Regions from separate parts of the Homo sapiens genome. Here region 1 is linked to region 2. A link is a loop called in an ENCODE intact Hi-C map of the cell type or tissue named here. Cell type or tissue: PC-9. All regions are shown on one strand. Each heading gives the region's core, and the rest is flanking DNA. Links, peaks and the distances in the headings are about the cores only.

Region 1 (8,344 bases), core at 287-8,286, 620 kb before region 2:
TACCAAGTCAGAAAGATGCTTAGGAAGCTTATCTTCCTCTTTTCTGGACTTTGGAGTCCAGAAAATAAAACGTATTTATTTATTTGAATTTTAAAACTTTGGGCCTAATTACCTCAACTCAGATCTGGTGTAAAATTATTGTTATTATTATTATTATTTGAGACAGAGTCTTGCTCTGTTGCCCAGGCTGGAGTGCAGTGGCACAATCTCAGCTCACTGCAACCTCTTCCTCCCGGGTTCAAGTGATTCTCCTGACTCAGCCCCCCGAGTAGCTGGGATTACAGGTGCCGGCCACCACACCCGGCTAATTTTTGTATTTTTAGTAGAGACGGGGTTTCTCCATTTTGGCCCAGCTGGTCTCAAACTCCTGACCTCAGGTGATCCACCCACCTAAGCCTTCCAAAGTGTTGGGATTACAGGCGTGAGCCACCGCACCCAGTCCGGTGTAAAAATTTTAGAATCCAAGAACTTTAACCCCCAAACCTCGGCTGAAAAATTAACATAAAATAATGTGAGATTAGCAATATCCTTGGGTCCCATGGCTCTTTGCAAAGCCAATGCCCGTTTATGAAAGAATATTTCTACAACTCAAGCCACTGACAATTTTCAAGGAAAACACAGCCCCCACTAAAGATGGGCTACTGTAGAAAATTGTTAAAGCAATGAATTATTCCACCATAAGTGAGAGTCAGTAAACACAAGTACCAAAACTTGAGACAATAAAAAAAAACTGGAAGAAAATAAAATAATTATGTTTAAAATTATTAAAAACATGTTTTTAAAAAAATCACAACCTCTGGTATGAAGAAAGCCAAATTAAAAAAAATAATTAAAAAAGAAAAAGAAAACCCAAAGAAAATAAGACCTTATTTAAAAAACAAGGAAGATTGCAGAAAAAATCTTAAAAGGAATCAAATAGAAATTTTAGAAGTTAGCCGGGCATGATGGTTCACACCTGTAATACCAGCACTTTGGGAGGCCAAGGTGGGTGGATCACTTGAGGTCAGGAGTTTGAGACCAGCCTGGCCAACATGGAAAAACTCCGTCTCTACTAAAAATACAAAAATTAGCCAGGCGTGGTGGCGGGCACCTGTAATCCCAGCTATTCGGGAAGCTGATGGAGGAGAATTGCTTGAACCTGAGAGGAGGAGGTTGCAGTAAGCCGAGACTGTGCCACTGCACTCCAGCCTGGGCAACAAAGCAAGATCCTGTCTCAAAAAAAAAAAAAAAAGAAAGAAATTTTAGAAGTGAAAAGGAATTATCGGAACTTCAAAGCCACAAAAGACGAGCAAAACAACCCATTAGACCAAACTAAAGAGATCATTATCAAGCTAGGAGGCAGATGAGAAAATGACCCAAAATATTGCTGAGAGATAAAAAGAAGGGATTGCAATGAAGAGATTAGGAAACATAAAGACAACACGAGAAGTTTAAACATATTTTAATAGGAATTCTGGAGGGAAAGAAGAGAATTCTGGAAGGAAAGAGAGAGAAATTTGAAGAGATGAGCTAGGCACACAGTGGCTTGCATCTGTGGATCACTTGAGGCCAGGACTTCAAGACCAGCCTGGACAACATAATGAGACTCCCAATTCGACAAAAAAAAAATTTAAAAATTAACCGGGAGTGGTGGCACAAGCCTGTAGTCCTAGCTATTTGAGAGGCTAAGGTGGGAGGATGGCCTGAGCCTGGGAGGTCAAGGCTACAGTTAGCCCTGATGGTGCCAATACACTCCAGCCAGAGCAACAGAGAAAGACTTTGTCTCTGAAAAATAAAATAAAACAAAGAAATAAAAACGAAGAAATTTGAAGAGATAAAGGGCAGAAAAGTTTCTAGCCTTGGTGAAAGACATAAACCCCAGATTCAAAGATCACTATGTTCACAAAGTTAGAAAAGTAAAATAGACCTACTGTCCCACGTAACTTAGTGAAACTTCAAAACACCAAAGTCAAAGATAAAGTCTTTTAATACATTTTAAAGATGCTGAGAAAAAATATATATTACAAAGAAGGACAATAAACTGGCTAGGCACAGTGGCTCACACCTGTAATCCCAGCACTTTGGGAGGCTGAGATGGGCAGATCACTTGAGGTCACAAGTTCAAGACCAGCCTGGCCAACATGGTGAAACCCCATCTCTTCTAAAAACACAAAAATGAGCAGGGTGTGGTGGCACACACTTGTAGTCCCAGCTACTCAGGAGGCTAAGGTGGGAGGATCACTGAGTCCAGGGGGGTTGAGGCTGCAGTGAGCTGTGATTGTGCCACTACACTCCAGCCTTGGAAACAGAGCAAGACTCTGTCTCAAAAAAAAAAAAAAAAAAAAAAAAAAAAGGACAATAAAACTGATAACTGACTTTGTAACAGCAATAATAGAGACGCCAGGAAATAATCTGATCAGCGACCATGGTGACTTGAGACCAGCCTGGGCAACAGGATGAAATCCCATCTCTACAAAAAATACAAAAATTAGCCGAATGTGGTGGCATGCACCTGTAGTCCCAGCTATTAGGAAGGCTGAGGTGGGAGGATCACTGAGTCCAGGGAGGTTGAGGCTGCAGTGAGCCACAATCACGCCACCGCACTCCAGCCTGGGCGGCAGAGTGAGACCCTGTCTATAGATAAATAAATAGAATAACATCTCATGGCTGAGGGAAAATTATTGTCAACCTAGAAGTGAATACCCAACTCATTCAAGAGAGAAGGCAAATTAAAACATTTTCATGCGAAGAGATGAAAGAACTTGTCATTGATAGTTGCTGAAAGAACACTAAGGAATGTACTTCAGGAAAAAGAAAATGGAATCCAGAAAGAATGAGATGCAAGAAGGAATGATAAGCAACTTAAAAACAAAAAAAGCACATGCTTATAAAAAACAATAATAATAGCTAATTTGGGCAAAAATACTAGATGACATTAATGTAAAATATGGAAGAGATAATTGAAATCAAAGTATTTTACAGTCTTTGTTCAAGAAGAAAGTAGAAATAAAGATTCATTTTAGACTTCATCAAATATACCTGATTATGTTTAAAAGGTGTTTTTGAGAGAATAGAGATAGAGCGTGTAACTATGAAAAACACAGAGGGGAGAATATCATAAGGAAATCTCAAATGGACGCTCTCCCAAATGCGCCAGCGTTCTCCCATACGCAGTATCAGGCCTCCTGTAACTGCTGTGCCCACACACCACAGAGGGAGATAGAGACCCAGCCCTCCACCCAGCTCTGCCCAAGAACAAAGGTAAAAATAGGTATGGTGGTAAGAACAAGAATGAATCTGAAATGAGAATGAATCTGAGAAGGAGAATGGACCAGTAAGCTCAGATAATCTACATGTTGGCAAATGGACAGTTAGAAACAACATTGTTTTGTTTGTTTGTTTGTTTGTTTGTTTGAGATGGAGTTTCACTCTTGTCACCCAGGCTGGAGTGCAATGGCACAATCTCAGCTCACTGCAACCTCCACCTCCCAGGTTCAAGCGAGTCTCCTGTCTCGGCCAGGCTGGTCTCGAGCTCCTGACCTCAGGTGGTCTGCCTGCCTCTGCCTCCCAGAGTGCTGGGATTACAGGCATGAGCCACCGCACCCGACCGAAACAACATGTTTTGTTGGTCAAAAGAAATTGAAAGAAAAAGTTTGGATAAAGACTTCGGACATTATATGGCTGGGCTTGCAAGACTACTAGACAACAAAGTTACATAATTTTACATTACATTACAAATAAAGCTGGACATCTAAAGGTCCAAGTTGAGCTTCCAGGTCAAACCACTGTCAAAAGCAGGTTACGTCTGTTCCAGGAGAGCATGCCTAAATCCAGTCAATGACACTGGAAATGATGAAGACACCGGGGATATTTAAACTGAACTCAACATTTTACATTCCAGTTTTTCAGAGAATTGCTGCACAATTTGGATGATAGCCACAATCCAGGAAGAAGACTAGATCATCAGAATGAGTGAAGTTTGTTAAAGCAGACTGATTTTTGATGTTTGTTTTAAAATTGTATGTTTCTTTCACAACTTATGATACTGATTTACCTTAAGACAAATGTTAAACCTACTTGTTCTTTTGTCGTAAGGAATTTATTTGGATGAAAGACAATAACATCTGTTGTTTAGAGAAAAAAGGAGAAAATGCGTTGCTAGTTTTCCTGCTGTGACCACTTCCACCTCCAGTAAATGGATGTTTTGAATAATTCTATGCCCTATAATTATCATGGACTATGTATAAACCCCCAGTTTTAACTAGTTTGTGTACTGATTAAGGTCCTAGGGGAGGCAGAAATCTGCATTTCATATCATAATGCATGGGTCTGGTTTCATATTTTAGTAGCTTGTGGCTATTTTTCTTTTTTACAAATGTTGACATTATACACATTCTTCTCGTAACCTTATGTTACAGAGCAAGACTGTGTCTCAAGAAAAAACAACAATCTTACGTTGTCACCACAAAAAAAAAATCAACAAAAAGGCATTTCTAAATACAGCTGTAGGAAGTTGGGTTTGAATTTGTAAGATTAGTAGTTGTGGAAATTGAACACTGGGGGGCACCCAATCATTATAAAAATACTAACATTTATTCACTTTTTAAAATATAATGTGATTGAAAAATTTCACAAAGAAGAGGTTTTTGTAATCCTTTGCTAAATATGGAGTTTAAAACTTTTTATTTGGAAATAATTTCAAAGTTATAAAATGTTGCAAAAAAATTTTTTAAACTACCAAAAACAGCCATATTTACCCTTTACCAGATTTACCTATTCAACATTTTATACCATTCACTTCATTATTTTCTCTCTCTTTCTCTCTGGATATAATTATTTTCCTGAACTATTTGCGGGTAAGTTATATACCTCATGGGTCTTTACCCCTAAATATTTTGGCGTGTATTTCCCAATAATGGGGTTATTCAAAAGAGTCTATCTTTTGATAGTAAGCATTACATATATTATTTTTACAGTACAAAAGATTATGATAAAAATGTCGTTTTCCCCCCAAAAGCTACATGGTAAGCTACAGTTTTCTGTACTTTATGTAAGTATAAATTATGATTTCTAAATGAAAAAACAATTTCATATTAATTTCTACAAATTAAGCCTTTCTCAAATTATCCCTAAAGTGGGAGAGAGGAAAGAAATACAACTTAATCACCACCAGTTTCTGAAATAGAAGAGCCACAGGTAAACACTACAGTAAATAAAATGTTGCCGGGCATGGTGGCTCACACCTGTAATCCCAGCACTTCAGGAGGCTGAGGTGGGTGGATCACTTGAGGTCATGAGTTCGAGACCAGCCTGGCCAACATGGCGAAACCCTGTCTCTACAAAAATACAAAAATTAGCCTGGCATGGTGGCGCATGCCTGTAATCCCAGCTACTTGAGAGGCTGAGGCACAAGAATTGCTTGAACCCAGGAGGCAGAGGTTTCTGTGAGCCGAGATTGTGCCACTGCACTCCAGCCTGGGCGACAGAGCAAGACTCTGTCTCAAAAGAAAAAAAGAAAGAAAGAAAAAAGAATATGCCATGCTGGAAATCCCAAATCCCAATCAATCCAACAGAAAGAAGTTAAAAGTAAGCAAAATAATAAAAACTAAAACGTACAGTAATCAGAAAGGCAATAAATATGAGAGTAAAAATAAATCCAAAACATTACTAATTTTAATATATGCAGATGAATTAAACAGTATTTTCAAACTACATAAAAACATAATTATAATCCACATGTTTATACTAGATACTTAAAACGCAAGGACATAGAGAGATTGAACATAAACGAGCAGAAAAAAATACTTTTGGATGCAAACTGCATCCAAAAGAAAGGTGAATACATATATTTATTACACATATTATTTGAATATATAAATATATATTTGAATATGTATTGTTCAGTATGTTTGAATGTATACAGTTGCCCTAGGTATCCATAGATTGGTTCCAGGACCCTGGCAAATACAAAAATCTGTGGATGCTCAAGTCCCTTATATAAAATGGCACAATATTTGAATATAACCTGATATATATTCAATATATATATATTGAATATATAATAAAGTATATGGCATTCTCCCATATACTTTAAATCATCTTTAGATAACTTACAACATCTAACACAATGCCTACATATCATTTCATTCATGTAAATTCAACACAGTACTAGGCATGGCAAGTTCAAGTTTTGCCTTTTGAAACTTTATGGAATTTTGTTCTGAATATTTTCAATCTTTGGAGGGTTGAATTCACAGATGCACACAGATATGGAGGGCCAACTATGTATTTGAGTATATACATATCTGTGTGTGTGCATATATCTATATATATATATATATACTAAAGATTATATGTAACCGTAATATCAAATATAATAGACTGTAAGTGAAAAAGCACTATTAGAGATTCGGATGGATGTTACATAATGAAAAAGAAACAATCTATCAGACAGATATCTCTAAATTTGAATATACTTAACAGAGCCTCAAAATATTTAAAGAAAAATATACAGAAATATTGGAAGAAATTTACAAGTCCATAAACCTCTATCAAAAAGTAAAAAACTGATAAGAATCTAGATGTAAACAACATAATTAACAACTTGAACAAAGAAACAAACACAGAACTGGCACCAAAAACTAGAGAATACACTTTTTAAATTATTATTATTATTATTATTATTATTATTATTTTGAGATGGAGTCTTGCTCTGTCGCCAGGCTGGAGTGCAGTGGTGCGATCTCAGCTCACTACAACCTCTGCCTCCTGGATTCAAGCGATTCTCCTGCCTCAGCCTCCCGAGTAGCTGGGATTACAGGCACGCACCACCACGCCCACCTAATTTTTGTATTTTTGGTAGAGACGGGGTTTCATCATTTTGGCCAGTATGGTCTCGATCTCCTGATCTCGTGATCCACCCATCTCGGCCTCCCAAAGTGCTGGGATGACAGGCATGAGCCACCACTCCCGGCCTATTATTTTTAATCATATATAGTACATTATAAAAAGTAACCACATAGGGATACCGTCACTCTGATACATTGCTGAAGGGAATATAGAACAGAATAACCTCAATGGAAGGGAATTTGATAATACTGAACTGCATTTATCCTTTGGCTCAGAAATCTTACTTCCAAGAATTTATCCTAAAAACACACTTGCACAAATATGAAAAGATATAATACATAAGGTAATTTATTTCAGTTCTATTTGTAATGGCAAGAGACTGTAAAACTAATGTCTATGAATAGTGACTGGTTGAATAAATCATGGCACATCCTGATCATGGAGCTATAAAAAGAAGTGAGGAATATCTCTATACACTTACATGGGCTGATGCCTAGGATATATATTTTTTGCTTTTGGTTTCCAGGATATATTTTAAGTGGAGAAAGCAAGATAAAGAAAAGGGTATCTGTGCAATCCTACCATTTATCTAAGAAAGTGAATATTTATATATCCATATCTCTATTATCCATCTCTTAATAAAAGCGTAAAAGAAAGCCTTTTTTAAAAAGGTTATCTAAAACCCAAGAATTGTTCCCCTAGGTACATACCCAAGAGAAAAAAGAAATCACATATGTCCAACACAAAAACTTGTACATGAATGTTCATGGCAACATTATTCATAATAGCCCCCAAATGGAAACAATCCACATGTCCATCAACTGATGAATGGGGAAACATATCAAAAAGAATGAAGTACTGATTCATGCTCTAAAATGAATGAGCCTTGAAAACATTATGTTAAGTAAAAGAAGTCAATCACAAAAGGTCACATACTGTATTATTCCATTTATATGAAAAGTCCAGAGTAGGCAAATCTAGAGAGAAAGTAGATTCTGTGGTTGCTAGAGGTTAGGGGAAGGGGGAGGAGCAATGAACATCAATAGGTATGGGGAAGGGAGTGATAGATACAAAGTTTATTTCTGGGGAAATGAAGTATTCTGAAATTTGGTAGTAATGATGTTGCATAGCTTTGTAAAATATACTAAAAACCACTGAAATGTACACTTTAAAAGGGTGAATGTTATGCCATATTAATCTCACAAAATATTGTAACCTTATCAATAGGAAGAGACAAGAAAGTAGAAAGAACAAGAATAGGAACTGAAGGCAGGCACAGTGGTTCACACCTGTAATCCCAGCAATTTGGGAGGCTGAGGTGGACAGTTCGCTTGAGCCCAGGAGTTGGAGACCAACCTGGCAACATGGTGAAACCCCATCTCAGCACACACAAAAAAATTACAAAAAATTAGCCCGGCATGGTGGCACACATCTATAATCCCAGCTACCCAAGAGGCTGAGGTGGGAGGATCACATGAGCCCAAGAGGTAGAAGCTGCCTGTAGTGAGCTGTGATC
Region 2 (8,344 bases), core at 335-8,334:
GCTCTGTTGCCCAGGCTGGAGTGCAGTGGCACGATCTCGGCTCACTGCAAACTCCGCATCCCAGGTTCACGCCATTCTCCTGCCTCAGCCTCCCGAGTAGCTGGGACTACAGGCACCCGCCACGACGCCCAGCTAAGTTTTTGTATTTTTAGTAGAGATGGGGTTTCACCATGTTAGCCATGATGGTCTCGATCTCCTGACCTTGTGATCCACCTGCCTTGGCCTCCCACAGTGCTGGGATTACAGGCGTGAGCCACCGTGCCTGGCGTTTTTTTTTTTGTTTTTTTTGTTTTTTTTTTTTTGTTAGTAGAGACGGGGTTTCACTGTGTTGGCCAGGCTGGTCTCGAAATCCTGACCTCGTGATCCACCTGCTTTGACCTCCAAAAGTGCTGGGATTACAGGCATGAGCCACTGGGCCTGGCCAGTTTTTGAATTTCTTAGAGAAATGCATTGAAAGAAATTACTGTATTTCACTTGAATAAGGAGTGATTTAGTTTAAAAAAGGTTTATCAAGAGTCTGTGCATTGGGGTAGATGCTGTGAAGATTTTTAACCAAATGGGGGCTGTGCTGTTTGTCTGTAAGGGGATACCATCTTTTTGTGGTTACAAGATACACACCTAAAACGGAGCATAATACATTAGTATCTAATTACCTGTAATCATATAGGAAATAATGGATCGACTGGAAAAATTAGGGAAAGTTTTCTGTAGTAGTAAAATATGAGCTATGCCTTAAAGAAATCTAGCCTTTAAGTAAGAATTGGGATTTTTTACTCTGTTTTTTGGATCTTAAGTAGTTCTTGGTTCTTCAGTTATCTTCCATCTTCCTCTTTGGCAACTTATGAGCAAATGAATTAAGTTTATAGTTCTGTTCCAGATAGTATATTCGCTGCAGTCTTTACTACTGTCATTTCTTCTGGTCTTGTCACTTTGGGTGAATGGTCTAGTCCCACATTTTCTGTTAAGAATCCATTGCTACTCAACAGTTTTTTCTAGTCAGTCCTAGTAAATGTTCACTCCCACTTGAATTAATCAGTCATCTTCTATGATAAAATGTTAATAAGAACCTTGATTTAATTGGTAAATCATGGTTCCCTACCCTCTTTATGGCTATTGGTATATACGTGCATACTTGGAAGATAGTATACTACAAAATAAGCTTGTTCAAAGTCTTGGCAGTTTACAGGCTGGTTTCGTAGCTTCTCATTTGGGCTAGTTTTCTTGAAAATTCTCTGAGGTAGTTGAGTGCCTCCATTTCACAAATGAGGGGACAAAGTTCGTGGAAAGTGGAAGAATGGGAAATTCCATCCTAGACTTCTGTTTCTGGGTCCTGTTTGATTTACAGAATTTGCATGCTGCTCACATCAAATGAAGATCAACTGTGTGAAGCTGAGTGGGGGAATGGTGTTTGCTTAAGGTATGAAGAATGCTTCCAAAAGCTCAATGTTTAATGAGTTTTAATTTGTTGGGCATCTTGCAGATCTGTTGCTTAAAGCATAAACAAGAGAATTTTAAGAAAAGATAGCTTCTTGTATGAGCTAAAATTTCTAATAGGTAATATTACAAAATGTGGTCCAAAACACAAAATGTTCAGAAAGGGATAGTGAAGTCTCCTTTCTAACATACTGTCTTCAGACCCCCTACCTCTATCCCAGACCCCTCCTTACATAGTTTAGAAGCAATAATTCTTACCAGTTTCATGCATATCCTCTGAGATATATTTCATGTATTTTTAAGTGTAGATTTTGTGTATTTTTTAACAGTCCTTTAAAAAATTGGTGCTTGCTCCATACTGTGCATACAGTGGCCTTGTTTTTTAAATGGCTCTAAGCTAACCTTTTAATGACTTATTTATAAAAGCTAGGTTCTTTATTTTTGCAATTTGCACTGGAATGTTAATTCCATGATAAATAGAAAGCTTTTTTTTTTTTTAATTAAAAAGAAGTACATTAGGTTTCAAAGTCATTTTCCAAATGTGTATAAACTTCCAAGTGAAATCCCTGGAATAACATGGCTCTAAAGCCTGATTCAAATCTGTTATTTTGTAGTCAAGGAATTCATAGGGTATGCCGGGTAGAAAACAGTTAAGGGTCAATAAATTATAGTTGGAATGTCTTTGTGAATCTAACACAGCTAAAGCAAATAGCTTTAATTAAATGAACATAACATGCATCATTCTTTAGTCTCCAGAAAAATCACACAGGAGTGAGTTCCGGAGCAGGGAATGAGAGGGAAGCCGGGGTGGATCTGGCTGGTCTGTGTACTGTGTAAGCATTTTTGCTGTGTTTTAGAGCTTTTTGCTCTAGGGTTATTTTACACGGTCATCTGGCAATATGATGTCTGTCGTATTTGTGTTCTAATGAAAGACTCTTAGCTGTCTAAAGCTTGTTCAGAAATAGAAACTTTACAGTAACTGCATTTAGGACCTAAATAGTAAGCACAATGCCACTTTAACTATTGAAACGTTACTCTAACTACAGCTGATCATGGGATTAAATTCCAATGCAAAGTGAAAAAAGAAAATGTAGTTTGTTTATTTTTGCTCCTCAGATGATTGGGCGCTTCCTCCCACTGCCTCTGCAGCAGAAGCTGGGAGAGGAGGTGAGGGTCGTGAAATGTCTGATGTAATAATTTAAATAACTTCTGTGTCTTCAGAGTGGGGCTAGCAGCAAGTATCTTTCACCAGTGCTTGTCCTCCGTTTTTCTTTTGCTCCCATTCCCCTGAATCTTCAGGAGGGTGGGTGCCTTCCCTTTCTTCCCCATGTCTCCTCTTCTCCCTTCTACAGCATTGTCCCCCAAGACCTGGCCAGAGGAGTGCACAGAGGTGTGTTCTCTACACAGAAGCAAAGTGGTGGCCTGTGTGTCTTGCTAGAAGACAAGTCTTACATCTTCCTACAGTCCTCCTGTCCTGGGGCAGTAAAACTCATGACTTGGTGTCACATGTAGAAGGCTGTGGGGATATGTCCTAAGTGGTTAATTAAGTGCACCAATTTAATATTTGTAAAAATGCTGTCCCTGTTATTCCCTATGATACGAATATTTCACCAAAGCCAAGGCTGTTGCTCACTCAGGTATATATAGAAATCTGAAAAGATGACAGAAATTTACCATATGATAATTCCAACATTAATTTCAGACTGCTATCTCATGCCCTGGAGAAGGAGCTGAGCCTGTTGGTGGCACATGTTCAGTGTGTCCCTCTGTTAGAAGGAAGCCCCCGAAACTGTAGCTGTGGGGGAAGCTGGTGGTGTGACTGATGTGTCAAATAAGAAATTCTTGTTCTAAGGGCTAAAATTGGATTCTGTGGTTGCCGCATGCCTTAGCTTGAGATGCATGTACAGGGTTGATAGGGAAAAAGGACAACTGGGGGAAAAAAAAATCCCTAAATGCGACAGTTAGCATGTTTACGTTAAAATGAAAATGAGAATTGGAGACCTGTGAGTGAAAGGGAGAATCCAAGAAAGGTGTCCAGTGTGGTTCTCCTCAGCTATCAGATACAGCCCAGCAACCTCACAGGAAGAAAGATGCAGTCGGGAGTTTCCATGCAACCTTGCAGTACAAGACTTTTGTGCTCTTGTCAGACCCTCCCTTGTCGACCCCTCTCCCCTATTTTTGTATCCTTGTCAGAGGCCTCGGCCCCCTGTTTTCTGACTTGGCCACGCTGGTCTCTTTTCTTCTGAAATCTTAAGCATTGACTACCTGACACACAACTGGGCAAGTATTTAGATATTGCCTTATAATGGCCTTGTCTTTCCTGGGGTACTGCCCCCCTTCCTCAGCTGTGTTATTCACTCCTTAGGCAGAGGGCCCTTCACTCACTGTGGCTGGTCATATCTTCACCTCTTCACCTCTCTCTTCAGTCTTCCTTCCCTTCCCCACCACCTGTCCCAGGAACATCCCAGAGGAACAGTCCTGTCAGTTTCCCTCAGTGACCTATTCACTGCCGCCCCCGACATACCTGCATCATGTAAACCTACCTGCAGCGGTTGTCCTTACCCGTCTTCCTCCAGTCTTGGTTGGAGAGATGCTACTTTCACCTAAGGTTACTTCCTCCTTTTTTGTAGCCTCCTCCCTACCCAGCCTTGTAAACCATGTAAGTTTGCTTTCTTCTGGGCCCTCGCTCTGTGCCAGTCACTGTTTTAGCATGTTGCATCTCATTTAATCCTCAAAATAATTCTGTATAGGCTAAGAACACTTACTAGCCCTGTTTTACAGGCAAGTAACTGAAGCACCCAGGGGCTGACTTGCTCTAAAACTCCAAAGCTGGTAAGTGATTGGAGCCAGGGCAGGAACCAGGCCAGCTAACTCTAGAACCTGTGCCCTTCACCACTCTTAAGCTAGTTAATGCATGTCAGGGGCTTAGAAGAGGGCCAGTGCACAGCGAGTGCACTACCAATATTGTTACTCTGCATGATAAACTGGTCTGTCCCCAGGATTGTGTCTGCTAGGTACTTCTGTAGTCATGAACACATTCTTTAAGGCATTGCATCCCACATATGGTAATGTTCGCTACATTTGCATCTTTCCCCTGACCCTTCTGAGTATCAGACTTGCATATCCACCTGCTCCTTAACATATTTTCCCATGAATATCTCCAGCATTTTAAATCTGGCGTATTCAAAACTAAACTGAAAACTGGGAAACCTGGGTAAGATTGGTGAGTTGCCTCAGTGTCAGTATGCTGGTTGCGATATTGTACTATAGATTTGAAGGAAGTTAACATTTGGCAAAACTAAGTAAAGTGTCCATGGGATCTCTTTCTTACACTTGGATGTGAATCTACAGTTATCTCAAAATAAGAAGTTTCATTAAAACAAGTTAAGGAAATAACAAACTGAACCCAGCCCTGCCACCCCTCCCCAGCTGTTCTCTGTAATTCCACATCTCCGTTGATGGCACCAGGACCACCCATTCGGAAATGTGTTAGCTGCCCTTTCTCTTTCCTTCATCTCCACTTTAGGGTGTTTCCTCTTCTGCCTCACAAAGGTGTCGCACCTGCCTCTTTGTTCCCTGCTGCAGTCACCTCCCTGATGGAGTTGGCAGCCTCCTTTCCAGGGTTTCCCCTACAACTTCCTGAGAAATAGCGTTAATTTACGTATCTGATCTTGCCGTTGCTGTGTTTAAAATGTTTCAGTTACCCATTTGTGATAAAAAACCAAACTCCATAGCTTGCCACTGCCTGGGTCAGAGTCCTCCAGGCTGCTGATTAAAAAAGCAGATTTCTCCACCCGACTCCAGACCTCTGGAGTTGAAATCCCTGGAGTTGGAAATAAACGTGTGCGTTGAACCAGCACCCTCTGGTGACCATTTTGTGCACTAGCGTTTGAGGAACTCTGGCCTCTGGGGACCTTCCTGCGCCTCACTGGTGACTCCCTCTGCCTTCCTGCCATCTGCATTGCCTGAAATGTCACACGCTGCCATTTCTGTGTGTGGAACTCCTTTGTACCTTCCCCAATATGTGGATGAAACGCCTCTTTGCTTCCTTTCCTGGGTCTCAGGGTACAATGGAGCACTTACCTTGTTGCTGTCTACTTTTGTGTCATGTGCACCTCAGGCAGGGCCACTTTCTTCTCTTTGTAGCCTCATATCCCAGTAGAGGGTCGTGGTAGGCATTTAGTGTTTGCTGCTACATATTGATGGGTTTTATTTTATTTGATCTTGAGCTGCCTACTTGATCCCTAAGTAATAGTACTTTGCACGGTGTCATTGCACAATAATTAAAACCAGAGGGAAATGGCTGGTTTAAAATAACATAGTAAAATGAGTCATCCAGACAAAAACAGGCACTCTGTATTTGTCCCCAGTGTTCTACAGGTAATTCTGTTAGAGGAAAACTTTTTAAAAGCAAAAATGTATTTCAGTAATGTATCACGCTGTGTCATTTCCACTGTGTACCAACAGCCCATCCCCACCCCTCCTCCTTTTCTCTCTTTTCCTGCTCTCCAGCCAGAGAACCTGATTTAACTATCTGATCATTCAGCAGAACCCAGCAGTCTGGCCAGTGGTCTGACTCTGCTGGTCTTGTGGCACTGAGGCAGCAGTTTTCATTTGGGCTATTTATCCAGGCAGCCAATCAGTGCACTGACTACTTTTCATTCCCCATGTGAACAGTGGCTGAGTATGGGATTTTGGATTTTCTGTGGCTCATTTTATAGGGTACAACTGATTAACTTTTAAACCCTTTTATTATGGGACATCAAACATGTACAAATATAGAAGTATATAATAACACCCATTTACTCTTCACCCAGCTTTAACCATTGACTCACAGTCACTCTTGTTTCTACCCCTTATCCTCTCTGTCTCCCCCCACCTGTGAAATTATATCATTTCCTAGTGTTTTACTTTTTATCAGTATGGAGTAATCTTTTCTTTTACTTCATGAAGAAATAATCTTTTACTTCATTTTATTGGTAGTTAAGTACTTCAAGAAGACATTTTAAATATTTGAATATTAAAAAACCAGCTTTATTGATATAATTGAAATACTATATAATTCATCCATTTAAAGTCTACGGTCAGTGTTTTTTAGCATGTTCACAGAGCTGTGAAGCTATTAACCACATTTTAGAACATTTTCGCTACCCCTGAAAAACCCCATGCCCATGAGCAGTCACTCCCCATTTGCCTTCAGTAGCCGCAGGCAACCACTAACCTACTTTCTCTGTAGATTTGCCTTTTGTGGACATTTTATATAAATGGAATTATACAACATGTGGTCCTTTGAAACTGGCTTGTTTCAGTTAGTGTATGTTTTCCTGGTACATCCATGTGGTAGCAGGTTTCAGTACTTCATTCTCTCTTAGGGCCGAATGGTGTTCCATTGTATGCATATGCCACATTTTATTTATCTGGGTATCAGCTGACGGATATTGGATTGTTTTCACTTTTTGGTTATAATGAACATCCTGCTATGAACATTTGTTTACAGGTCTTTGTGTGGACATGTGTCATTTCTCTTAGATATACAGGCTAGTTCTCCTGGGTATGTATAACTTACTGGATTATGTGATGACATTATATTTAACCTTTTGTGGAACTATCCTACTGTTTTCCACATATTACATTTATCATTTTATATTCCCGTGGGGAACACCTGAGGATTTCAGTTTCTCTACATTCTTGTCAATACTTGTTATTATCAGTCTTTTTATTATAGCTGTCCTAGCGGTATTTCATTATGGTTTTGATTTGCATTTCTCTATCGGCTAATGGTGTTGACCATCTTAAATGTGCTTATTGGCCATTTGTTTATTATTTTTGGAGAAATGTCTGTTCAGATCCTTTGCCTATTTTTTAACTGGGTTGTCTTTTTATTATTGAGTTTAATAGTTCATCATGTATTCTAGATCCAACTCCTTTATATATGATTTGAAATATTCTCTCCCAATTGGTGTGTTATCTTTTCACCCTGTTAATTGTGTCTTTGATCAAAAAAGTATTTTAACAACAGAAAATGTGAGAAAAATGGTGGAAAATCTTTCAGCCATTCTTACTGAGGGTTGAGTAATGGTATATATAATAGCTGACATGTACTGAAATTTTTGATTTTGCATTTTTTCTCTCATTCAGTCTGCACCAACGTCAGGCTGGTTAAACCCTCTATGTCCTGCAGCTTTGAGAAGCAGGCTGTTCACACTCAGAAGGGGGTATTATTGTAGTCATATAGCCTAAAGAAGGATTTCCAAGGAAATGAATTTCTCCATTGAGGAGTCCATCACCTCTGACTTAAAGTGCTGTGTCAGGTGGATCACCTTAAAGATTTGCTCCTTAGTCTCTGGACTTGGTTGGAGTTTTAAAAAAAACAATCTCTGTTGCATTTCATTTCACATAGTGAGTTCCCACTGGCTTTGATGATGGAAAAGGAAGTAGCTAGGAAAATGAATCTTTACAAAGTTAGTTTTTTCATATATGGTTATATAAAAACCTATACATACACATACATTTACAAGGAAATTTATTGAAAAAGAATGGAAAGTCCAATATTTGCCCGGCCCATTTATAGCCATTGATTAACAGGTGCTTCTATTTAGCTATATTAGAGACAGTGTATTAGAGAAGGAATTTGGCCTTTTCCCTGTTGTCATGTTTGAAACCTTTTAGGTGTGCAGTGGTGAGTTTAAACTACAAAAGAAATAAGTTTGTTTCAAGAAATGAGAGAATCATTGGGAGGGAACTTGATTTGGTAGTTATTTTGGGAGGACCTTATGGTGTATTGATTGAAATCAATACTTAGGTGTTGTCTACGTGTAAGGTGTAGTTTTACGGGGATGGAGGATGGAGGAAATTGTAATATGTCAGAGACGGGAGACAAAGCCCTGCTAGGTGATGAAGTGGTGTTCAG

What was found. Hi-C counts contacts between places; a loop is a spot of excess contacts. Peaks named below come from ENCODE experiments on the same cell type or tissue, not always from the same donor. Only the 100,000 strongest peaks of a DNase experiment are listed, where the experiment ranks them.
Region 1: a loop joins it to region 2, with 29 times the contacts of the local background. A loop is called at or near these places in 27 of 110 quality-filtered maps.

What each region holds. Positions count from the first base shown.
Region 1 is chr3:150,524,144-150,532,487 of GRCh38, forward strand. No RefSeq gene overlaps it. Among named protein-coding and RNA genes, the nearest start is that of SERP1, 18 kb to the right of the region's middle. In PC-9, for the core only: a CTCF peak has its summit at 4,525 (motif pointing right); no DNase peak of the experiment used is centred there.
Region 2 is chr3:151,140,899-151,149,242 of GRCh38, forward strand. The region is part of intron 5 of MED12L (mediator complex subunit 12L); the gene reads left to right. Among named protein-coding and RNA genes, the nearest start is that of GPR171, 58 kb to the right of the region's middle. In PC-9, for the core only: CTCF peaks have their summits at 5,317 (motif pointing left) and 5,537; DNase peaks (open chromatin) are centred at 5,293 and 5,773; H3K4me3 peaks cover 703 bases; H3K27ac peaks cover 1,327 bases.